5 separate regions of the Mus musculus genome follow, and regions 1, 2, 3 and 4 are each linked to region 5. A link is a loop called in an ENCODE intact Hi-C map of the cell type or tissue named here. Cell type or tissue: heart. All regions are shown on one strand. Region 1 has its middle 84 kb from the start of Gm38811. Region 2 has its middle 64 kb from the start of Gm38811. Region 3 has its middle 16 kb from the start of Gm38811. Region 4 overlaps Snx10 (sorting nexin 10). Region 5 overlaps Skap2 (src family associated phosphoprotein 2).

Evidence for each region. Hi-C counts contacts between places; a loop is a spot of excess contacts. Peaks named below come from ENCODE experiments on the same cell type or tissue, not always from the same donor. Only the 100,000 strongest peaks of a DNase experiment are listed, where the experiment ranks them.
Region 1: a loop joins it to region 5, with 4 times the contacts of the local background. A loop is called at or near these places in 3 of 42 quality-filtered maps.
Region 2: it touches region 5 in a loop (2.1-fold over the local background); 3 of 42 quality-filtered maps call a loop at or near these places.
Region 3: a loop joins it to region 5, with 2.2 times the contacts of the local background. A loop is called at or near these places in 6 of 42 quality-filtered maps.
Region 4: it touches region 5 in a loop (6-fold over the local background); 31 of 42 quality-filtered maps call a loop at or near these places.

The regions. Positions count from the first base shown.
Region 1 is chr6:51,792,551-51,797,550 of GRCm38, forward strand. No RefSeq gene overlaps it. Among named protein-coding and RNA genes, the nearest start is that of Gm38811, 84 kb to the left of the region's middle. In heart, a CTCF peak has its summit at 2,956; no DNase peak of the experiment used is centred here; H3K27me3 peaks cover 499 bases.
Region 2 is chr6:51,772,606-51,777,605 of GRCm38, forward strand. No RefSeq gene overlaps it. Among named protein-coding and RNA genes, the nearest start is that of Gm38811, 64 kb to the left of the region's middle. In heart, a CTCF peak has its summit at 2,372 (motif pointing right); no DNase peak of the experiment used is centred here.
Region 3 is chr6:51,725,104-51,730,103 of GRCm38, forward strand. No RefSeq gene overlaps it. Among named protein-coding and RNA genes, the nearest start is that of Gm38811, 16 kb to the left of the region's middle. In heart, no CTCF peak of the experiment used is centred here; no DNase peak of the experiment used is centred here.
Region 4 is chr6:51,583,136-51,588,135 of GRCm38, forward strand. All of the region lies in intron 5 of Snx10 (sorting nexin 10), which reads left to right. Among named protein-coding and RNA genes, the nearest start is that of Snx10, 62 kb to the left of the region's middle. In heart, a CTCF peak has its summit at 3,029 (motif pointing right); no DNase peak of the experiment used is centred here.
Region 5 is chr6:51,856,189-51,861,188 of GRCm38, forward strand. Skap2 (src family associated phosphoprotein 2) reads right to left here. Exons shown (of 13, transcript NM_018773.2): 12 at 3,811-3,911; 13 at 2,977-3,382. The coding sequence ends at 3,819. Among named protein-coding and RNA genes, the nearest start is that of Gm38811, 150 kb to the left of the region's middle. RefSeq lists an enhancer at 1,047-2,426. In heart, a CTCF peak has its summit at 1,882 (motif pointing left); a DNase peak (open chromatin) is centred at 1,883; H3K27ac peaks cover 343 bases.

The sequences.
Region 1 (5,000 bases), 64 kb before region 5:
CAGTCCCTGCTGTTCTTTAGCACACTTCGTTCTGCTTCCTCCTGCAGTCTCCAAGCCTCTCCTCTCTCCACACTTCCCCATCACGATACATCTTCTACACAGCAGGACAGGGTAATTCGCTGCATGCTAGGCAGTAACTATGTAGTAATAACAATAATTCTTGGTACTTAGAGTTCCTCATCCAAGGATGTCACCCAAGCTTAAAGAAATTGAAATATATATGCTCACAGCAGCATGGTGGGGTGGCTTGGGTCTCATTTTCAGTCCTGGAGAGAAGAACGCATATATAAAAGAAGGAAGCGCCTGGTCCTTCCTAACATGATTTTTCAAACTACAGCTCAGGTAGACAGAGAGCATGCAGGGAAAGAGGTCACACCAAGAGTGATGGCCTCTGATTTCTCTGACGACCTTTTGCAGATTGTATTCGGAGCTTGGAAGTCTCTATCTTCAGAAGCCCTATGACTTTATCATGTTGAAGTGAAAGGCTAGGTCTCTGTTGTGAAATGACTTGATCTATGCCTGCCCCTCCCTCTATGTTGAGACCGGGAGAGGAGGACATAGATGACTTTGTAGGTCACCTGTAGGTACATAGATGTATACCTGTAGGTACATAGGTGACTTTTCCATGTCTCAGTTATCTTTTGTCCTCAACAGCCCCACCCCTCTGCTCCTATGGATTGTCTCCTCCCCTTGCTCTGACTATTCACCAAAAGCCTTTCCCCAATGGCTGAGGGTAGGGCTCTCTAGCTGAGGGTCAAAGTCCCAGGTTGTCATTTTTCCATTCTTCTTACCTTCCAGTACCTTCTCCTTGACAGGGTAGGCTCCTGAGCTTGCTCATTGCTCACCTGGACCTAAAGGTTATTCTCTGCCCCATTTATCCTGGAGAGATGCCCTCTGAGCACACTGGTCTGTCGCCGTGTACTCCATAGACAGCCAGATGCACTCCTGCAGAAAGGCAAGGCCCTGTCCTGGAGGCTGAAAGATTTGTGGGGAAGGAGTAGACCTTGGCCTGCCTCTCTCTCTCTCTCTCTCTCTCTCTCTCTCTCTCTCTCTCTCTTTCTCTCTCTCTCTTTCTCTCTCCCTCTCCCTCTCCCTCTCCCTCTCCCTCTCTCTCTCTCTCTCTCTCTCTCTCTCTCTCTCTCTCTCTGAGTGTGGACTCAGTGGAACAAGAGAGAAGCCCCTAGGATGGAGGAGCACCCGAGTCTCAGGTTTGTTCCAATGTCATGTCCCATGCATGCCTCGAGCTTAGAGACCAAAAGGTGTTCCCCACTCTAAGTTGGTCACAGTGAGGAATTCAGAAGAAAGGAGGGCAATTTAGTCAAGCTAGATGAGAAGCATTTCAACGGGAAAACCGCTGGAGCTTTCCCCCCGACTGAGAGCAAATGCATTTGTCAAATACACCATAAATATACATTCGCACTATTTATTACCTCTGCCTATAAAAGAAAATTGTATTAGGTGATTGTGCTGAAAATGTGTCAAAAATATAATTTGCATCTCTTTTACAGGGGTGTTTGGTGTGTTTTTGCTATATTTCAATTTGCTAATATACATATATATCTCTGTAGAGACATATATAAATGCTCTTTAGTTCTTCTGATCTTTGTTTTTATTTTCTTGGTATAAAAATTTCAATATAATTTGTGATTCTAAAAATATTGCTTTTGAAAAATACTGTATGGATCCTTCATTCCCCTAATTCCCATAATCCAACACAATAAAACATTTACTAAAAGTATATTAAAGAGAACGCCCTGAAGGGTTTGCGTCTCTTTGACAAACGGCCACAGAAGGCTCCTGTAGAATGTTTGGTGTGTTGTCTTAAATTTTATAGAATCCATCTCTGTTCATTTGGGCTCATTTCCCCAAGCTTCTCCTCAGCCACCTCGAGAAGGTGAGACCCAGTCTCCCTCCCAGCGGCCGTGCATGCCATGTGGAGCCGGGGTTTCAGCTGTTAGCGATCATGACTTACTCTATGGATGCTATGACCTTTGAAAGGTGATGCATTCATCTCCATCATTTTTATTTGAATCACCTAACAGCATTTTGTGTTTGCTAGAAAAGACTTTTGCCAGCATGCCTTCTGCTGGCCCCTTTTAATCACCTTAGGAAACAAGTCACCAGCAAACCCCCAAGAGGCAATTATGTCACTTTAGGGTCACACAGAAAATCATTAAAAGATTAAAGCCCAGGTCTCCCAAGTCACGTGCGTTCTGCTTTGCTGTTAGAAATGTCATCTTAGTTTCTTTTCTTCATTTACAAGCCACATACCTATCATCTTTCCTGAACTAGACAGTATCTAGGCTAAGAGAGGCCATTGTCCCATCTACTTTATTTCAAACACTGGAAAGAAATTCCCTCTAAGTTCTGCCTGGGAACATGGCTTCACAGGGTAGCCAGGCAGAGAGAGAGAGAGGGAGGGAGGGAGGGAGGGAGAGAGAGGAAGAGAGAGAGAGAGAGAGAGAGAGAGAGAGAGAGAGAGAGAGAGAGAGAGAGAGAAAGAGAGAGGCTCACAGAAGAGACAGAATAAGACAGACATAGAGAAACAGACACACAGAGACACATAGAGACAGAGAGACAGAGACAGAGAGAGACTTAATAGTATCATATTTGGAGATAAGGCATTTGGGAAATAATTAAAGTTAAATGTAGTCATAAGGATTTAACTGGTGGCCTTCTGTTGGGAGAAATGAAACATACAAAAACGAGGGTCATCTGAAGATGCAGAAGAAGGTGGTCTACAATGTAGAGCAAGACCCCTCACCAGATGTTAACCCGGCCAGACCTTGTTCTAGCTCTCAGAATCTCAGAAGTACATTTCTCTGAGTAAGCCACCCAGCTACTGGTGTCTCTTTCACCTCTTGAGGTCCACCATACCACATAGACATCCAGCTCTACATCCAAGCTGCAGAGCGGACAGAGTCAAAGCCAGCTGTACAGAGTCAGCATCCAGGGGGCGCTAGAGAGCACTCTCAGGCAGGAAGCCCTAGGTCAAGAAATTCACCATCCATGAACTTCAGCTGCCACTGCCACCAGGAGCAACAGTTCCCAGGAGATACGACATCACTATGGGAGCAGAAGAGGCCAAGCAATTACACTAAGAAGTACCAGGAAGGAGGGCTATGGAGTACAGAACTGAATTATCAAAGAGCCTTGCTTGATTCCACTAAGGGGGCTGAAGGACTGAATGGACTGAGTATAAGCAGGATTGGGAATCAGTGTATTTTTCTTCTCTGCTGATGGGAGCTCAAGTGAAAGTTTCAGGAAAATAAATGAACCCTCTTGTTAGTTTTCTTGTCACTCTGACAAAATACCCCTGACAAAGCCAATTTAAAGAAAGGATGGAATGTGTATGTATATATACACACATGTATGCATAGACATATACACATTTATACATACATACATATATATTTGAGTTAAATTATATATATGTGTGTGTGTTTGATATAAGTGTGTATGTGTGCATGTGTGCTCACATACACATACATGCATACTTGGATTTGGGGCACAGTTCATCATGGGGGGGACATTGTGGTGGCAGAGGCTTGACACAGTTGTGTTTCATTTACAATCAGGAATTAAAGGCCATTAGTGATGGCTTTTATTCAGTCCAAGACCCCAGCCCATAGTGCAGTGCCATCTATGTTTAGCATGGGTCTTTCCACCTCAATTAACCTAATCTGGAAAATCCTCCACAGGCATGCCCAGAAACTCATCACCACGGTGATTCTAAATCCTGCTCAATCGATGGTTAGCCATCATGCCTCTTTTCTCTGCCCTTGAGAGGTGTGACTTAGGTTAAATTTGTAAGTGTTACAGAGGAGCTTCCAGCCACCTACCACCAGTCTATGACAACCTGGAATCAGTATGAATGATGTCCTCTACCTGTCTCCCATGTACTAATGAGTCAGCTACATCTCAATTTATGCAAAGGATAACACTTGTCTTCCTTGTCCTGAGTTTGTTGTCTTTCCCAGTGGTGTTATAAAAGAGTATGGAGTACATAGCTCTGCCAAGGATTTGTCAACTAAGCAATGGTGCTGCTACCTGCCTAGCTGGAGCTTATGTGGCTAGAGATTTTGGAGTTGATGACCTTGCTGTAGCTTCCAGCTTTCACACTTGCTATGGAGCCTCAGTTTCCACATCTGTAGAGAAGAATGTTGATTTAGAGACTCTGAAGATCCTTCCTCTAGTCTCCAGCTGTCCGAGCATGTCAAATGTCTGATCCCACTTTCGTGGCCTTTCCAGAGTGCCACAGGAGAAGGAGCAGACTCCTTGAGAGATTGCATCCCATGCTTTCAGCCACGTAGTCTGTTTTAGTGCCCATAACAACCCTACAGAGAAGCTCCATCAGTTCATTAATAAGAAACCTGAGATGCAGGAAATAACTTGCCCAAGGAAACGTGGTTAGAAAGTGTTAGAACTGGGATTAAAACAGGAGCCGGTGGGTCTCACGGTTCAGCCTGGACCACCATAACAGGTTGAGCCTTAGTTTCTATTTTGTTGCTGGAATAAAACATCATGACCAAGACATCTCATAAAAGAAAAGAAGTTTATTTTGTCTTGTGCTTCCAGAGGGTTAAGAGTCCATTTTACTAGGGACAGCATACATCGAGTAGCAAGCATAGCTGCCAGGGTTGAGACTGAGAGCTTGCATTTTGAACCTCAAGCATAGAGAGAGTGGGTTCCAAGTAGGTGAGTCTTTGACTCCCACTGCTACTCCCAGTGACATATTTCCTCCAGCCAGACTGTGCCACCTAAACCTCCTCTAACAGTGCCACTGATCGGGGGATTAAGTGTGAAAATTCTGAGACTATGAGGGACATTGATCACTCAAACCATCACAGGCTATCTTGGAGACTGGAAAAAGTAATAAATAAATAGGTATATTGATATCTCTTTTCCTGTTGGTATAATGAAAATACTCAAACAAAGGTAACTTACAGAAGTGTTTATCTTGGCTCACAGTTTCAAAGAACATCCCATCATGGTGGAAA
Region 2 (5,000 bases), 84 kb before region 5:
GAACCTGGAGTGGGAGAATGAAATAATTCCTTCGCTGTAAACCTACAATGTCTGTGGGAATTCCACTGGCAACCCCACCTCAGGGCGGCCAATGGGCCACCCCATTGCTCCTCCATGGTGTCCTCCGAGAGCTTCAGTTAATAGGAAAAACTTTAAGCAAGAATCAGTCAGTTGGCTTACTTAATCCAGACATCCAAATGCCTGCATGTAACTGAAGTAGAGGGTTGAATTTAACACCACCTACACAGGTGGAACCATTACCTCATGGAGATCTAGCACCACATGACTGAGATAGCCACACAGTCCTTCGGCTTCAATAGTTCATTCATTCATTCATTCATTCATTCACTCACTGGATCACTATTATTTATCATTTGTCTTGAAACATCACCATGGGTAAGTGTCGGAGGCTTGCCGCTGTATTGGTCACTTCTGTTATTGTTAGGTGTCTTAGGGTCTCCATTGATGTGATTTACACCACACCAGGGCAGAAACTACAGAAAAGGAAGATCTTTTTGTAAGACAGGGAGCCAAGACAGGCTGGGATACTAGGAGAATTATGTTTTTTTATTTTATTTTATTTTATTTATTTTATTTTTTTTATTTTTTTTTTCCATTTTTTATTAGGTATTTCGCTCATTTACATTTGCAATGCTATACCAAAAGTCCCCCATAGCCACCCACCCCCTCTCCCCTACCCACCCACTCCCCTTTTATGGCCCTGGCGTTCCCCTGTACTGGGGCATATAAAGTTTGTGTGTCCAATGGGCCTCTCTTTCCAGTGATGGCCGACTAGGCCATCTTTTGATGCATATGCAGCTAGAGTCAAGAGCTCCGGGGTACTGGTTAGTTCATAATGTTGTTCCACCTATAGGGTTGCAGATCCCTTTAGCTTCTTTGGTACTTTCTCTAGCTCCTTCATTGGGGGCCATGTGATCCATCCAATAGCCGACTGTGAGCATCCACTTCTATGTTTGCTAGGCCCAGGCATACTCTGACAAGAGACAGCTATATCAGGGTCCTTTCAGCATAATCTTGCTAGTGTATGCAATGGTGTCAGCATTTGGAAGCTGATTATGGGATGGATCCCCGGATATGCTAGTGTCTACATGGTCCATCCTTTTATCTCAGCTCCAAACTTTGTCTCTGTAACTCCTTCCAAGGGTGTTTTGTTCCCACTTCTAAGGAGGGGCATAGTGTTCACACTTCAGTCTTCATTTTTCTTGAGTTTCATGTGTTTAGGAAATTGTATCTTATATCTTGGGTATCTTAGGTTTTGGGCTAATATCCACTTATCAGTGAGTACATATTGTGTGAGTTCCTTTGTGAATGTGTTACCTCACTCAGGATGATGCCCTCCAGGTCCATCCATTTGGCTAGGAATTTCATAAATTCATTCTTTTTAATAGCTGAGTAGTACTCCATTGTGTAGATGTACCACATTTTCTGTATCCATTCCTCTGTTGAGGGGCATCTGGGTTAGGAGAATTATGTTAAGACTCTCTGGGAAGCAAGTGCCCAGCGATCTGATGACCTCACCCTAGACTCCACCCCTTAAAGGCCCCACCCCTCATTTTACCACACTGAAGACATAGCTTCTGACACATCCTTGAGGGAGAAACCACATGCCAACATAGCAGTAGAGAGGGAGATCAAGACGAACACAGAACACAGAGAAAAGAAGACAAGCAGGCAAGGCAGTATGCTCTCGTTGTTATGGTGCTAATGGAGATAAAGGCAGATCGCACTAAAACAGTAAATAAGAAGCAAACCAAACTCAGAGACAAATAAGAAACTGGGAACAGTCACTCCCCAAATGCATTTTAGTCAATACTCTTACTGTAAGTTATCATAATGAGATATTAAAGGCCCAAATGCTCATGATCACTTTGATAGGAAAGGACTTAAATACACCTCTAAAATTGCTCCAAATAGGAAGACCAGCCAAGTTATCAAGTGCTTGCTGCATACATTTCCATGTACGATGATGTTCGCAGGAACACAGACCTGGAAGTCAGACAGACACTGGAACACTGGACTGGTGGCAAGTGTGATATTTGTTTCAAGGGGTACAGCAGAGACGTGCACGCCATCGGCCACAGCCAAGAGTGAGCCTTAACGAAGCTGGCCAAGAAAACCATGACCGCACACATGCAGATGCAGGCAACTTTAGGTAAAGTCTAGAATGGCTTAACGCCAAGCTTGCAGTAAGTGCTTGCTTGGAGCAGCAGGGAACAGGGTGTGATCCTGGCTCAGCCCCCAGGCAGCTTGGAATTGCTAGTACTATGGTTTTGTAAGGTTTATTTCTGTTTTACGTATGGGTGTTTTGCCTGCATGTGAGTGCACCATGTACATGTACTGCTCCAGGTGCCCAGAAGAGGGCACTAGATTTCCCCACTAGAACTGGAATTACAGTAGATTATTTTGAACAGATAAGTGGATGCTGGGAATGGAACTCTGGCCCTCTGCAAGAGCAGTCTGTGCTTGTAACCACGGAACCATCTGCTAATGATACTTTTTAGATGAGACAGCAGGCACATAGGTGCTCAGTTTATTGTTATTCTCGAAACCAGGATAAACAGTCCACATGGCCTCATGTGCATGGAGACACTGCACACTCAGAAAAGCGATTACTCTGGCTGCTCTCTGCGTTCCAGCAGCTTGACCAAGTCACCTGCCTTTCCCAGTGTGACGCCTTTTGTGGAAACAACTGGAAGGGAATGAGAACACACGCACGTGACACAGCCGGGCCTGCTCTGGTCTCCAGTCTGTGAACCATGGTTATTTCTATGGCTCTTCAAAAGGCTTTTAACCGACCTGGAGATGTCGCAATCCAAAACAACTCTAAGTTGGAATTCACCCCGGAAGGTCTGTCGTGAGATCCCTCCCATTGGCTCATGATTACCCACCTTCCCATAGGGCCTTCAGGTGGCCTTCCCTCTGTACAAATGGACCACGGGCATCACTCCCGCTTCTTAAAAGGACACTGGTCCTCCTGTTGAACTATTATTATCTTATCCCTATTGCCAACCTTAATCCCCTTTTGAAGGGCCCACAGAGCTACACTGTGGGCTTGGCTTCCACATAGGAATTTGGGGAAATGGTTTGAGTGGGAACTGTCCACTCTGTGCTCGCTCACGGGCTTGAACACCTCCAGCTGCTGGCACCGCTTTAGGAGGCAAGGCTGATGGAGGAAGTTCATTGCTTCTGGTCTTTGTTGTCTGCTTTCTGGTTGTCACCACGTACCAAACCTTTTGGTAAGTTCCTATGGCTGTGAGTAGAGGTACTCTGACCATGATGGACTGAATTTCCTTAACTGAGCATCCAGATCAAAGCCCCCCTCCCTGGGCTGCCTCCCTCAGGTGTCTTCATCTGTGTAATGCCCATACGAGTAGCTCCCGCTCACCTCATCCATTTGTTGGGACACCGACTACATGCCAGGCCCTCCACCAAGGATGTCACCAGAAGCCATTTTGTAGCGAGAATATCATGTGTCTGGATGCATGTGGCACCTGTCAATAAAAAATCTGATGGCCTATGGGGTTAGGCAGGAAATAGGAGGTGGGACATCCAGGAGGAGAAAGGATTCTGGGACAGTGCCAGGTGTGGGAGATTAACCTGGGAAGATGTGATGATATAGGCACAGATACCTGAGCACAGGTAACCAGTCATGTGGCAGAATGTAGATCAGAATAAACAGGTTAGATTCAGTTATCATCTAGTCAGAGACAGGCCTAGCTATATGGCCAAGGTATTTGTAAATATATTTTGAGTCTGAGTCTTATTTCTGGGAGCATGAGGCTGAGAGGTAGAAATTCTACGTCGGTTGCTTCTCTGTTACAAGGTATCCACTATAATAATTCTCATCTCTCAGATGAGACTGGCCACATGACTAAGATGTACTAGAGCAAGGGTTGGACCCAATGCTGTTTGTCATGTGCTGTGTTGTTTGCCTCAAAGCACAGTAATTAGAACTGCCAGTTTTAGAGATGTGATTTGGGTAAAGCAAAATGGATTTTGAAATAGTACCCAGTGCTAAGGAATGTGGTTATAGCCCTCATGTGGGGGACCGGACCTCTAATCAGTAGAAAACCTCCATTATATCAGCTTTTACTGAATATAGTCACTGGCTTTGATTGGCCCAGATGTGCATCTGCAGCCAGGGAAGGTCACAGGGAGCCGGGGCTCTGTGCACTGCAGTATTTCTTGATAATTACCCAAGGAAAGCTAGGACTTTAGGACCAAAGGCAGACTTTCTTTACAATCCTCCCACTAGCTTAAATCAACGATAACTATAACAGTCCTCAGGGTTCCAAAGTGACCTCTTATTAACATGATCTATAATTTTGATTATTTTCTATTACTCTCAGTAGAGGTCTGGGCCTGTGGACTCCAAGTTCAATAGGCTTCTTGCTCATGTCTGTGAGATGGTGTGTCTGTGTGTGTGTGTGTGTGTGTGTGTGTGTGTGTGTGTGGCTTCTACATTTGAATTAATTTTCCTCTGCTTTCATTGTTTCTTTCTTTTTTGTCTTAAATATTTGTTTTCATGCATAAGTGCTCTATCTACATGTACACCTGCATGCCAGAAGAGAGCATCAGATGTAGATGGTCATGAGTCACGATGTGGCTGCTGAGATTTGAACTCAGGACCTCTGTAAGAAAAGACAGTGTTCTTAACCACTGAGCAATCTCTCCAACCCTCTCATTGTTTCTTTAGATTGCTTCTGGAGATGTCGTTTGCTTCTCTGTTACAAGGTATCCACTATAATAATTCTCATCTCTCAGATGAGACTGGCCACATGACTAAGATGTACTAGAGCAAGGGTTGGACCCAATGTCACAATGTTCACCTTGTTCTCCAATGCTCAGTCTGAGAATGCATGTGGTTGGGGGAGGGGAGCTCTGTGGCTCAGATGCCACCTCATGACAGAGAAGGCTGTCACATATCGAGAACCACTTGATACAAGACAAGCTTATGGCTTGAAATAAACTACAGACAT
Region 3 (5,000 bases), 130 kb before region 5:
TGAACTGAGTTCTCACCTTACTGAAGCTCAGATCTGGTGCTGGGTTTGAGAGCACAGTATCAATGTGAAGATGCGGGTGTGGGAGTGGGGGATGGGGGGTGGGATGTGGGGGAGGGTTGAAGGGAGTGCAACATCAGAGAGGAAGACCAGGTTGTCGTTGGAATGTTTGTGTAGGCCCATGGGCTGTGGAGCCGATGGTTAAGAGAGAAGCCAAACCTTTGAGATGAAGGTTGTCAGGGGGAGAAGTGAAGACAAGATAGACCAAGAACAAATTATCAATCAATCAATCAATCAAACAAAACCCCAAAAGAACACATGAAAAATGTCTAGATGAAAATTGAATGGCATGACTCTCGTGCTGCCTCCGTTAGCATCTCTGTGGGGATTTGAGTAAAGTTGCTCCTCATTGACTTACACATTTCAGGGCTTGGTCACCAGGGAGTGGCACTATTTGGAAGGGTTAGTTGAATTAGGAGGCCTGGCCTTGTTGGAGGAAGTGTGTCAGTGGGGGTGGGCTTTGAGGTTTCAAAAGTCCATTCCAAGCCCACAGTCTCTCTCTCTCTGCCTTCTCTTAGTTATAGTTCCCTTGCTGGGAAGAGACAAAATGATCAAGGCACCTTTTATAAAGGACAACATTTAACTGGGGCTGGCTTACACTTTCAGAGCCTCAGTCCATTATCATCATGGCAGAATGCATGGCAGCATCCAGGCAGACATGGTGCCGGAGAAGGAGCTGAGGGTTCTACATCTTGATCCGAGGGCAGCCAGCAGGAGACTGTTTTCTTCGGGCAGCTAGGAGGAGGCTCTTCTGCCCTGGATGGAGCCTGAGCCATAGGAGACCTCAAAGCCCACTTCCACAGTGACACTTCCTCCAACAAGGCCACACCTACTTCAACACTTCCTCCAACAAGGCCACACCTACTGCAACAAGGCCACATCTCCTCACTTAAGGGGCAAGCATCTTTAAACCACCACCCCTGTGGGTCAGGATGTGACTCTCAGCCACTGCTTCAGCAGCACGTCTGCCTGTGTGACACCAGGCTCCCTGCCACATTCATAACGGACTGAACTTCTGAAGTGGCGATCAGGCACCCACTTCAATGTTTTCTTCTTAAAGAATTGCCTTGGTCATGCTGTCTCTTCACAGCACCCGAGCAGTGACTAAGACAGTATCCGTCCAGTTATAAAAAAAGATAACTGTTTTAGAATGGCCTCACACTATTTAGAGGGCACATCAGTTCCTTGGTGACCCACTGGCAATGTCAAGGGGCCGGTTGGGAGCTCTTTCCTCATCTGCATCTCCATCTCTAGATGGCTGCAGTGGTTCCCTATCTCTTTGCTTGCTCCTGTCTTGCTTGAGGGCTTCTCTGTCTTTCCACTGTGAATATGACCTGCTGTATCCCCAGCCTCTCTTACTGCCTTGGAGTCTTGTCCCATCAGGAACACATTCCCCTTTGTGTCCCCCCTCAGCTTTCCTTGGACTCAGAGCACGCTGTCCTTAGCCCCTAAATACATCTTCTGTCAGGCTTTCTCTTGCGACACCAGCCTCACCCTCCCAAACATCTCCAGGGAAGAGTCACCAATATCAACTCTTCCTCGCTGTCATCCTGTCTCCTTGACCGAAGCTCACTGTGCCCTTTCCTGACATCATTGCCTAATGTGCTCTGCCTATCTGTCAATCACCTGGATATTCTCCTGAATCTCTTCTTGGTCTCACTGGATACTGGTACCATCTCACTGGCACCGGGGTACCCTGAGACCCAGGGTTATTTTCACCTTCTCCCTCTTCTCCTCCTCTAGGACATCTTTGTAATTTCCTTTACCTCACAGATTAGACACCGCAGTATTGTACTCTTCTTTGCTACTTTCTGTAGTCTTTCTCCTGCTCCCGTGTCAGCTGAGGCCTCTGAGCAGACAACCTTGGGCTTGCTTGTCCTTTTCTAAGGGCACCTGCCTTGCTTACCACAATTAGTCCCCCTACCCCTGTCTAATGCTGGGTCAGAGGAGAAGAGGTATTGTCCTACCTTTAAGCCTTTAGTATAATGTCGTAAACATTATCCGATGGTGTTGAGTTCTACTGTCTGCCCTTTTGGCTCTTGGGATCCTTCCTTTTGATGGACTGGTGGCATCATGGAGAGAGTCCAAGTAAATCCGAACCTGTTCCCTTCCAACACAATATCTCAGGTAACCCTTCTGGCACCTGACACATGGACATGTGGTAGCTGGCCGTGAACCAGCTCCCCTAAATGACAGGGACACCTTTAGCAGGCAAGTCTGGGAGTAATTGAGCCGTGATTGGCACCCACTGCACCACTCTGAACTGACAATGAGCAGGCCCAGGAGCGCGTGTCTCATCCAAGTGGTGTCTCATTTCTCCGAGGTGACTTTGTATTGCTTTACAGAGGCTGGCACACTGCTTCAGGAGTGCCTACTGGGAGCCGCACCTGAGCCTGGTGCCTGACTGCGGCAGACAGCTGCCTAGTTAAGGCAAATTTTGCAGTTAAATTGTGTTCTGCTTGGGAATTGGAAATGATTGCAGAAGGACAAATGCAAATGAGCTTCCAGTTCAAGGCAGGGGCGCGTGGAGACGGCTCCGCCTGGCATCTCTTCCGTTCCTTTTCCAACCACTGTTTTGGAGAAACTTATGGGACACTTTCCAAATTGCTTAGGAGAAGACAGAAGAGCTTTGGTGCAATGGGGGAACCACAGGCCTTGGGAGGTGACATTGGTATTGTGATCTAAGCACAGACATCAGCTGGTCTCAGATGCTTGCCTTGACACTGATAAGCTGGGGAACCTTGGGTGGTTCATATATCTGACATTCAGTCTTATCTTTAAGCTATCATCATTAGTAATAATACCAGGTTAGGATTTAAAAATAAAAACAGACACAAAATACTAGCCCAGAGCTAGTGTGGGACCTCAGGAAATTGTTTAACCTCACGGTATCCTTTTCTCTATCTCCGGAGGTATTTTTATAAGACAACAGAGGGGAGAGACGGGGGGGGGGGGTTCTAGGCATTTGACACAGGATGGACACTTTGCAGGTGACAGGTGCTCTCGGTATTATTTTGAACTGGACATGACTGGGTCTGTTTTGCATACCTTAGGAAAGGTGAGTGAGACAGAATAGAAGACACAGTAAGTTCAGCTCGAGGAGAAAGGTTTTCCTGTCAGAAGGGACCTGTCTCCTTAGCCTCTCCTTCTCTGGGAAGGGAGGTCAGAACTGACAATCAGTACACACCTTCCCAGAGAGGAGTCTGGACACTGAGTGCCAAGGAATGCCTACAGGGTCAGTGGTGGGGTGAGGACTCAGTCTGGGGCTCTGGAAGGACGCTTAAGGACAAGGAAGAGGACAGGGATTAACCGGAAGCTGATTGTCGGAGAGCAGGAAGAGGCATGCTTTGCTTAGCAACAATGAAAAGATCCCCTAACTTTGACAAGTCAAACCCCGAGTGTCACAGACACTGTACTTTTCACCTTTCCCATGTCCCTGCCGGGATCCCCACCATTCGGAGCCCCAGAGTCACTTGGACAAACGCTATCATCAATTCAAGGGTGGAATTCAGTGCTCCCCAAAAGTGCAAGCATGTGTGAGGGTTCTGATCTGTGAAGCCTTGCATAATGAAAATGATGCTTTTCTAAGTTCATGTCTGGAGACCCTGGGCTATGAGCTATACCAGGGCTATAGCTATGAGCCTGAGGATTTGATAAACTATCACAAGAAACATACATCGCTCCCCCCAAAAATAATGTATTAGGTTTGGATCAGGTCTCCTGTGAATGGACAGTGGGACTCTTCTAAAGATGCCAGGCAGAGTGTCTCAGGGTCTAGCATGCCCAGCTTGCTGCCTGGTTGCCTCATGAGATGCTTGGCATCCCGGCTGCAGCTCAGTTCTTCATCGTCTGTTCACTGGCCACATTGCAGTCGGAAGCTAGGGCTGTTTGTTTTCCCCCCAGAACCAGAATCCTCAGAAAATCGATTCTATCTCATTGACAATGCATGCTAAGTGATTGAAAGGCCATTAAACCCATTAATGGGGTGCTCTTTAAATAAAACCAGTCCCTAAAAGGGATCTTAGACTTGGCAACATCAGTAGAGCTAACAGCACAAAGGTCCTGCCTGGAGACCCATAAATATACCAGAACAAATACCACAGGGCTGGGGGGACACGCCAGGAGGAAAGGAACCTAGAACGATGAGCAGCTGGGGCAGAGAGGGCCCGAGTTGGCAGGCACGCCTAATGGCTTTGGTTTCATTTTTGACAGGATTTACAGAACTGAGTGGATCGAGGGAAGTTTGCATCTTGATTTCAGTTAAATATTTGGCACTGCACCCCACCAAATTTCATGCACAAAATTAATTCAAATTGTCTTGGATGGAAGTGCAGTCACATGGGTTGGAGATTGGCTGGCTCTACCACCCTGGGAAGCAAGGGAGAAGGCAGCCTTTTATGGCCAGTCTGGTGAGGTCTGCCTTTAATACCTGTCACAAACAGGGGCCCTCATTTTCTCTTACTGAGTATTAGTAACATCAACAGGGGCTCAGTGGATAAAGTGTCTGCCAGGCAAGCATGAGGATATGAGCTTGATACCCAGTGTCCATGTAAGAAGCTAGGCCTAAGGCATGCTGTGTTCCTGTAATCTCACTGGGTAGCAGAGACAAAAGGGCATCTTGATGGGTGGGTGAGTTCCAAAGTTAGTGAGGGATCCTGTCGCAAAAATAAGATGGAGGACCGCAGAGATGGCTCTGATGTTATGAACACTCGTTGCTCTTACAGAGGACACAGGTCTCATGTCTAGCATCCATTTTGGGTGGCTCAGAACTGCCTATAACACCAGTTCCAGAGGCATCTGATGCCGCTGGCCTCTGAGGGCACCTGCACTCACATGCACATACTCACATGCAAACACAGGATTAAAGATGAAATAAAAGACACCTGATACTGCCTTCTGGTCTATGTACACATGTATATGCATGCATCTATATACACACATAT
Region 4 (5,000 bases), 270 kb before region 5:
GCACATGGTACACGCACATACATATAGGACAAACACTCTTACACATGAAGTAAAAATAAGCAAGTCTTAAAAAAATTAGATATCGATTGTCATCTTAGGATCAAATCATGGAGCAGGTTTCTTATGGTCCTCTCAACTATGTATGGCATGTGAGCATTTATTTCCATCATACACAAAGATAAACTGAAGAGATCTAGTTTAAAAGTGAAAAAATAGAAATAGAAACAGGTACAGGTGCATGTAGTCAATCGTGAGGATGCGAGTTGGGTCTCTGGAACCCCTGGAACCCCGACGGTCTACGTGCTTCATCCTGTGGCAGGCACCCCTGCCCCCGCCCCCGGCCTCCAATCAGGCACACAGAGTAAATAAATGATGGTTCCACTTGGCTTTGGACTGGGCCCAGTGGCTGAGTGATACAGGTGAATTTTGCGTCCCGTTCCTTTGTGCAGCCCTCCTGTTTGGTCTGGTTTGGGCATGAGTGACAGCCATCCATGACTGGTGAGAAGCACTTAAGCACTGTCCCTGAGCACACCGTGGTGTCCCCTATGCGCCACTGACTGCTTCCCCATTAAGTAGGGTCATCGGGCTGCAGCCAATCCCTCATTTGGTGTGAGGCCTCTGGAATCAATAATATTAAAGAGGACATATGCCAGTTACAGGCTATAATAAGCATAGATTTAAATTTGATTTTTATGTAAATATTTAAGTTGTTAAAATTCCACAAAAGCAACATATCTCTGCATATGTATGCGTGTATAATGTGAAATGAAAATTTCATTTTAAGGCATTTGTGTAGTAATATATACTTGATACAGGCACAGTGCATATTCAGGCCAACTACGGAGGAGGAATTGGAGACTCGTTTCTCTGATTGGCTGTCAAAGAAGATCATGTGTTGATCTTGTCCAGGCCTGAAGTTGTAGGTGCTTCAGTACTTAACAGTCTTGGCGGGTGGGGTGGGGTTGTCTCGGCTGTACAGACTGTAGCGAAGGCAGAGGTCCTCTGTTCTGGGCACTGCTGTGTTTAAGATCAGCAGAGTGGCCACTGCCAGCTGAACTGGTCACCGTGACTGTGAATTTTCAAACATTCATTGTCCCCCGTGACTGTAATTTTCTTTTTGTAGTCGTTCTCCTAATTATAAGTCGTAAGCGCTTATAATAGCAGCAGAGACATAAAGTTATAGATCGGAGCCCATAAGTCTCCAACTGTGATAGAAGCCCTACTAATTTCCTAGGTTTAATTGCTATGAACGGGAGCCAACTCTTGTATACGGAATGCATCCTGGTGATAGCAAACATCACCCACAGTTAGACTGTGAGTTTACATGATCTGTATTCACTTCTCTGTTGTTTCAGGACAGCCCAGGCTAACCTTGAACTGCCTATGTAATGGAGGATGAGCCCAGACTTCTGACCCTCCTGCTTCTACCTCTCAGATGCTGGCTTTATTAAGTGTACGCCACCGCGGCTGACTATGGTGGGAACGCTTTTTTTTTAAACAAAAGACACATACACACAGGCACACACACAGAAACGCACAGAGAGAGACACTCTCCACAACACACACACACACACACACACACACACACACACACACAATTTTTTATATATAAATCTTTATGTTCAATAGAGGGCACCACAGCATAGATTATGGATATCTTTGAATGAAAATTTGGAGGTTTAAATGATTTCTCTCTTGGTGAGAAGTTAGGTAGGCTGAGCTAACTTTCTTTTTTCAACATCAAACCACTCTACATAGACGTGTGCAGGGAGCACCATACGGATAGGGAGCACCGTATGGATAGGGAGCACCGTATGAATAGGGAGCACCATATGGATAGGGAGCACCGTATGGATAGGGAGCACCATATGGATAGGGAGTACCGTATGGATAGGGAGCAGCGGATGCAGGGCATCCGTAGAACTAAGTGATTCTGTAAACTGCATTGTTCTCCAATGGAATCACTCTATGACACGCTTGATAAGATCCCACGAAGGAAAACTAGATTTTACTGAGTCCAACTCGGAGGAAAAGCAGGCCTTGTTTTGTCTACCTTAGTTACCGTGGGGAGGGTGGCAACTTTTAACTAGCATTGTAAATATATTTTCAAAAATTCCTCTAAATTCTGTAGGCTGATTTGTGAAACTCCTGGTATAAAGGCTTGACAATAACTACATTTATTTATTTATTTATTTATTTATTTATTTAGAGATGGTCTTGCTATGTAGGCCAGGTTGCCCTAGAACTCACTATGTAGACCAAGCTGTCCTTGAACTCACAGAACTCTGCCTGCCTCTGCGTCCTAAGTGATGTGTTTAAAAGCATGCCCCACCAAACCCAGCCTATGCATTTATTGTTATGGAGGCGTCTATCAACTACAGTTGATTGATTGTTTTACAAAGCAGTCTTTATGGGTTGAAGTTGATTTTCCACTGTTAGGCTTTTTGGGGAAAATGTGGCACAGATATGACTACAGAGAACAAAGGCTCTTTCTTCTGTTACGGTTGTGGGCACGACACTGGCAAAGCAGTGTCACTCAGAGGAGGCACCGGTGCCCTCCGGCCTTCCCAAAGGTCACATTTTTAACATTAAAAATATTTATTATTGTTGTTGTCGTCATTGTTATTTGAGATGGCCCCACAGTGTTGTTCTGGCTAGCCTGGAACTTGATTCTCCTGCCTCAGTTTCCCAAGAGCTGGGATTATAGATCTGTAAACACCACTCTGGTCTCTAAAGACTTATATTATAAATTTTATATTGTAAACTTTCTGACCGTAAAATGAAAACACGAATATATCCTAAAGTAGTTTTTTCTTTGTTGCTTTCAAATTCATACCCGTGAAGACCTGGTGGCCTAAATTTAGCCACCAAGATGCAAGAGTTAAAAAAAATAAAACCACGCTTGGCAGGCAAGCTGGTTTTGCACTCTCTCAGGGCGCTGTGAATATGAGTATTCAGACAGGTCATCTGGAGTATTTTTCTTTCTTCCTATGGAAGCGCTCTCTCGGTTCTTCCCCCTGTGTCCTCCAGGTGGCAGTATTCAGCAGAAAACTGGGACCGGAGGAGCCTAATGTAGAGTCAAATTGGAAATTGAATTATAGCAGAAGAAAAGGGACAGTAGCCTTGAGGTCTCCATCAGCCTGGACTCTGATCACTTTTGTTTGCGGTACCCATGTGTTAGGTACCCAGCGAGTTAATAACAGCACGTGAGCCATTCAAGGCTCAGTAGAATTGCTTTAGACATGAAATAAAGCTGAAATGAATTTGTGTCCAATATCGTTGCCATTAGCGTACATTACTTCTGTGCTGTAATGCCTCAAACCATCTAAAATCAATTTTAAAGATCACCCATTATTTTATAGAGAAAATAAAACACATTTCCAACAGAAACAAAGCCGTATGTACAATCCTATGAACAGCCATTTGTCCTGTGGCTAGTGGGTAGCTACCAACAGGCGGCCACAGGAAACACTCGGGGCTTGGACGTCACAGCGGGGTCCGAGTTCATATCAGGGGCTTGTTGCTGTAAAACTCTCTCCTAAGTTGAGTTATTTGGGACATGATTAGAAAGCATTTGTAAATGAGGAAGATAGATTTTAGGGCAGAGGCTTAGTATGTGGCAAATGCACCTGTATCGTGCAACAGGGCCGTGTTCTGGGAGAACCAGGGCAGAGGGCACACAGATTTGAGCACTTAGATTCTTTGCTGAGATTTTCTCTTGGCAAAGCACAGTACTTTTGTTCCCCCTTCCCGTCAGACTACTTCGTAAGTCTGTTGAAGCAAAGGGGATGGCTGGATTTTGCATGTTTGTAGACATCTGCCTTCTTCAAGAACTAATTGTGTTCTGTGGAAGAGAAAGACGTGGTACCGCGATGCGCTTGGTATTTATCGAAATTGCTGTTCACGACCAGAGGAGACTCACTTTTCTAGTAACTTGTTTAAACGTGCAGGATACAAGGCAAGGCTCATTTGGCCTGAAATGTATGCTCTAGTTTTCATAGTCTGTGTATGAGAAAATCCCACGTCAGGCAAAGTGACCTGCGGGTGGTACTGTCTTGCCTTCACTTTGTACTTTGTGGTTCTAGTATCTCTTGTAACACCACCACTGAACTGTTAATAGAATAGAGACTTAATTATTACATATCAAGAACATTTGCTTAGAGGATCTGAAGCCAGTTTTCACTGAAGTGTGATGGGATACTTTGACCCGATTTCCTGTTCTGTGACACTCCAGAAAAACCAGACATGCAGCTGATGACATGGATTGGACCAGGCTAGATTCCTGCTGCAGGGTTTGTTTTTAATCCTCCATCTGGTTCTGGTGTGTTAGTGGAAATGTGTGCTCTCTTTATAACAAGCTTCAGTCTGTCCTGTTGGCCAACTAGTGTGTCCTTAGCACCAACTTGGCCTACTGGGGAAAATGCCTTGGGAGCAGGTTACCTGGCTACCTGGTTACCGTTTTGGCAATATAGAGACGCCTTGCTGCTGAAGATTTTACAGAAGTTTCTAGTCAGCTTTAGGTATTAGGAAAGTCACCTCAGAGGAGCCCTTGTCAACTGGTACTTACATACACAGTGCACCAGTCAAGGTTTAAGGTGTAGAGTGTGCTGGGGAGTGTATTGGACTTTACATATCCTTTTAATGATAGTTGAAAGTTTGGATGTTTTGTGACAGCCTGTCCAATAAAGAACGGCCGCACTGGCGTGCTATTGGTCGTAAATTTTTAAAAGTAGAATAAATTTTTATAACCATGTAAGCAAAATATTCCCGTAATTAATCCACACGGTCTTCACAGATGGTTTAATTGAAGAAATGTCCTTGAAGTTATTCTTTTAGCAGATGTCTTCAGCCATTAGCTTTGTGTTTTTTCTCACCTAAGATTCCAAATAATTGAGTAAAAGTTAACATGTGATTTCATGCCGTTAGCGGGCAGAGCCCAGCATCGGGGCGAAGTTCCCTAAAGAGATCAGTAGTACAGTTTGTAAGGGCTGCCTGCCTTC
Region 5 (5,000 bases):
TAATTGGACCCGTGAAACTTTTCCTCTTAGGATTTTTCCTTTATTGATTCCCTTTAATACAGGATGATACTATGTAGCCCAGACTGGCCTGGGACTTTTGATATTCTTGCCTCTATCACAGCCACATGCCACCACACTTGACTCTGAAATTCTTATCAGATCCACCCAAGGTGAAATTCTACAGGGCTTTTTTCTAAGGTACAGGGTGGGAGCTGGCTCCTCTGACATTGCCTGAGGGTAATGAAGGCAGTGGTAGCTTAGGGTGCTCGGAAAGAGGAGCTACATGCTTGCTCCAAGCTCCTTGAGCCACCTGTGCCTCTCACTTGAAAAAGTTACATAACCTTGAACACGTGGCTAAGCACAGTGCTATAGCTTGATGTTGCAGTCACCTACACTTTTGCTACACTCGGTAACCGACAAACCCGGTGCCCAGCTGCTAAGGCCTCAGGAAAGAGGACCGGTTGCGAAGGATTGTGGCTGTTTGGTTTTTGTTTGTCTGGGTACAAAGATCAAGTTCTTTTTTTCCCCTCTTCTTAAATCTTAAGTCTTGACCTACTGTAGGGTATCAAGGCAGTTCACAGGTGTTTACTGGAGACCATTTGCCCTGCTCCAGGCTGTACCACATCTCATGGCTGTACCTAAGCAACAAGAGTAGACTCCACCAGTAAAGACAAACACTTTAAAACAAGCAAAGGGAGCCGGGCTACTTGTGAAGGGCTAGGGCCAAAGTGTTTCTCCACTGACAGAAAATAAAAAGGCCCACATGTACCGACTTTACCTACAGATGGCTGCAAAGTGATTCTCCTCGCTACGCTCCTATGTACTGTATGTAATTATCTGTAATTGAATTACAGTTAAAATAATCAGTTTAAAACCAAGTATTCACATCAACTACTGGACAACCAACACCATTTTTCATTAAAAAAACAAAAAACAAAAAACAAACCTGTCATATGCCGAAAAGTGGTCAAAATGGGGTGGGGTGAGCGGTGGTTAAGTGCAAACCCCACAGACATGGGAGCCATGTGCACGATGCTTACTTCTTTGAATAAATTCAAATGACAGCCCTATTTCATTTCTTCATTCGGTTTGGAGGCCAGATGGCATTAGCATCATTTACTTCACCTTGTTGTGCTTAATTACTACAATCAACACACTATTCTCCAAATTAATCATAACAAAGTAATTTCATTAGTAACACAGCAGGCTGTTGAATTATTAGCATCATAACAGTTTGCAAACAATTAAACTTTATTTGAACCTTAAAAATTTGCAGAGTGGAACATTATTGTAAGATCTAATGGCAACAGAGTACAAATTCAGTACAGAGCAAACCATCAAGCAAAATGCTATATAAAATATGACTTACAATCACCTTTCAGAAAAATTAGCTCTCTAACTGTTCATAGAAAAACAAATAAAAGCTAGGCAAACATAATGAGAACATAACAATTAGCATATTTTCTAACAAGCCCTGTTGTTTAAATTCACATTAATGATGTTATTATGATCTTGAAGAGAATGTGATGTACTGTCAAGGGTAGAGAGAAACTTCTTCATAGCACAAAGATGAGTTTATCAACTCAACAGAAAGCGCACTTAAAGCACAGGGAGTGGCAGGTTTTCTCATCTTTCCCAATTTTAAAGGCCTTTGGTTCCAGTCTTCTATCTCCCATGTATATTCACGTTTAGAAAAGAACAAAGGCCACACACGGCTCTGGGAAGAGCGGCCTCTGTGCTGGAAACGGGGGCCATCCGTTGGCAAAGGACTCCCTCTCCTGGATTAACTGGAAAAGAAGACGGAAATCACACGGCCTCTCAGTCGGCTGTGGTGGGGGAGGGGTTCCCAAGTGGGTCCACGTGCAAACGACAAGCTGCTGCCATCTGCTGGCCACTTAGGTTAAAGGCACAACCCCGTAACCATAGGCTAGGCTTGGCTTTTCAACCATGCTGGCTCTGAAAGATGAACCACTGAATTAATTTCTGCCTGTCTAACTTTTGCCAAGATGATTTCAACCTATTTAGATGACACTTTAGTAGGAAATGAGTAACTGTACAAATGTAATTTCTGAAAACTTGAACTATGTCTACATAGGTAAACAGGATTTTTTTCTTTGACTTTGGAAAATGAGTGATCACAACATACATAGTATAACAGTAAAATAAACACTCTACTATTGCCTGTAAATATAGTTTTACATAAATAGTGGAGATTTAAAAAATATTATCAGCCCATTTGCATTCCGACCTGCAAAATTAGGCAAAAGCTAGAACCTGCACTAGAATGATTCAATAGTAGATCCCATTTACTCCAAAATATCTAGTCACTGGTGCATCTGAGACAGAGTAAGGCTCTCCTGCCGTCTCTAGAGATGATTAAAAACACCCCAATTTTAACTATATATGAAAGAGTCAGGATTCTGCAACCCTTACCCATGCATCAACAGCAGTATCAGAGAGCAAGTCAGCCTTCCCTTCACTCACTGCTGGCTGCCAACTGCTGCCATCCCGCAAGAGTCTGTCTCTTCCGTTTGGTCCAGAGCAGCGCACAGGAGTTTCGGCCAGGACTGCTACTTAGCGGTGGGATTGTGATAGTGCAGTGATAGAGTCAGAGAGGTCAGCGAATACCTGCCTGCCTCGGACTCTGAAAACATGCCCAAGTTGTTTATACCATTGTATTAATGGTAAATGGGCTTTCTTATGAATCTTTGATTTCATTAAATTTAAATAAAATTATATTAGAAAACACTGGCAAGCCCATCATCAAATTAGGATACTGAAGGGCTTTCAGCAACCCGGCTCTGGTTTGATCTGTGCGCCAGCGGACAGCAGGCTGCCACTTTCCCTCTATCTGTAATTCAAGCACCGGTTTATTCTTTCTTACCTACAGCAGGTAAACCCGTGAGTCTATACAACTTCTTTAATGAAAACATGTTATTACTCTATGAAGAATAAAATACCAGGCTAAGTCATCTCTACAGCTTTAAAGAAGTCTTTATTATTGACTCAAAATGTACAAAGTCTAGGAAATTATTTGTGGCACTCTAAAAATAACTTACACCCAGCGACTAAGAGAAACAGCAACCCTCACCGGCGCTTCAATGACTAAGATTCACGTACAATCACAGTGAATTCTACCATACAAACCAAACGGGTAAATTAAAACTAATTATTATTTGCAAAACAGCAACAGGTCTTATCTCTACTGCTTGTATCTAATGTAACCCATCACTGCCTGCTCAATCTGACATCAGAGTGCTTTAGTGCGTGACTACATCGAATGGCAGCTGAGGCAGGAATGTTCACCCAAAGGAAGGTGGCTCCGAGCAGGCACTCAGGCATTCCATGTTCCAAGGCACTTGCAGACAGACACAAGACTTCTCTGCAGGCAAAAAGAGAAAGCTACATTTAAGTTTTCTTCTTCAGTAGAAATGCTCTTTATTTATCCTGCTTAGAAAGAAAAAACATTTTTACTCAAACAAAAGTGAAAATTTGCTCAACGGTTTTCAATTAATTTCCTCAGGAAGGCCATAAAAGTGGCATTTTACTAGCTAGGAGGAGGTTTACGAACACAGCTGGTTATTATCAAAGGAACTTTAAGTAATCTGTTCACTTCCAAAGTAAATTCTCTAGAGTTATTTTTAAAAATTAAAGCTGAAGCAAAACAAAATAAAACAAAAATAAAAACAGATTTGGGGCACCATACTTATGTTATCAGAAAACTACAAAGACTTAAAAAGGCAAAGACACAAGGAAGAGAGCAAGAGAACATAAGAGCTATTACAGAATATTGGATTAAAATGTACTTACCCAGACTCTCAAATATCATACATCTCCATTAGGTAGGCTTTAGGCACCAAGCCAATGGCTCCCTTCATCTCTCCTACCCACCAGCCATATCTATTGTATTCCTAATTGAAAACAATACGCAGGATTAGCCACGAGGTTGGGGCAAGCACAGTGCTGTCTGTACGCAACTTCTTAGAAATGATTCCTTATAAAGAAAGCTACAAGTGCTGGAGCTGCAAATGGAACATTTCCATCCTTTTTGTTTTTGAATAAACCAAACCAGACCAAACCAAACAAAAAGAAACAAAAATAACAAACCCCCAAACAAACAAAACAACAGACAGACAGACAGAAACAACAACAAAAAAAACAAACAAACAAAACCCACTGCTGTTGGCAAGTATTTAAATTACTGTACAACACAAAACGTTTTCATTACTGGGCAGAGTGCAGAAGCAGTCACTCGCAGAAGAATGTGGAGAATGAGCACAGCCGGAGCTAGTTTCGGGGGCTCTCATTCTCTCCACAGTGCAGCCTCGTGCGCCGTAGGCTAAAGCCATGAAGCCAGAGGGGTTGCACGTGCCTTCAGGAAGCTTATTATCTATCTAGCAAGGACCAAAGTCATTCTTGGGGATGGGAGGGCACAACAACAAACTAGTAAGTCCTGATTAAACTTAAGTGGCTTAGAACTCAGGGTGCACCCCTTCTTCAGAAAATCTAGTACATTTAAAGATGATTAAAGTGGAGAATAAGAAAATACTAAAATTAAAAATTCACTAATACCAATACAAAATAATTCACAAGTGGAGTCTTTGAAAATAATATCCCAAAGCTTTTCCTGTTTCTCTACTGATCCTGGACTGCCTAAACTTGGAGGCATGTTAAAGTCAAGGTTCTGTTAGGTTTGCTTGCAGTGTGGAAGATCAAGAGGAAAGGAAAGTCCTCTAGTTTGAAAGGCAGAATATTAATCTGTGAACAGAGTGACTGATGAGGTGCTCTGCACGTTACAATGTGAGATAAACAAACCTGGCCCTCTCTTCTCTCCTCCATTCCCCACTGACAGACACAACATTGCTTTAGGCACTGTGAACCCTCCTTAACCGGCCTCTGTCTGCCAGATTGACTAATGTATTTTTATCTCAAATTTATTTATGTTTAGTGAGATACAAACAAGTAAAATGAATTACAAGTTTCAAGAATAATATCTTCCA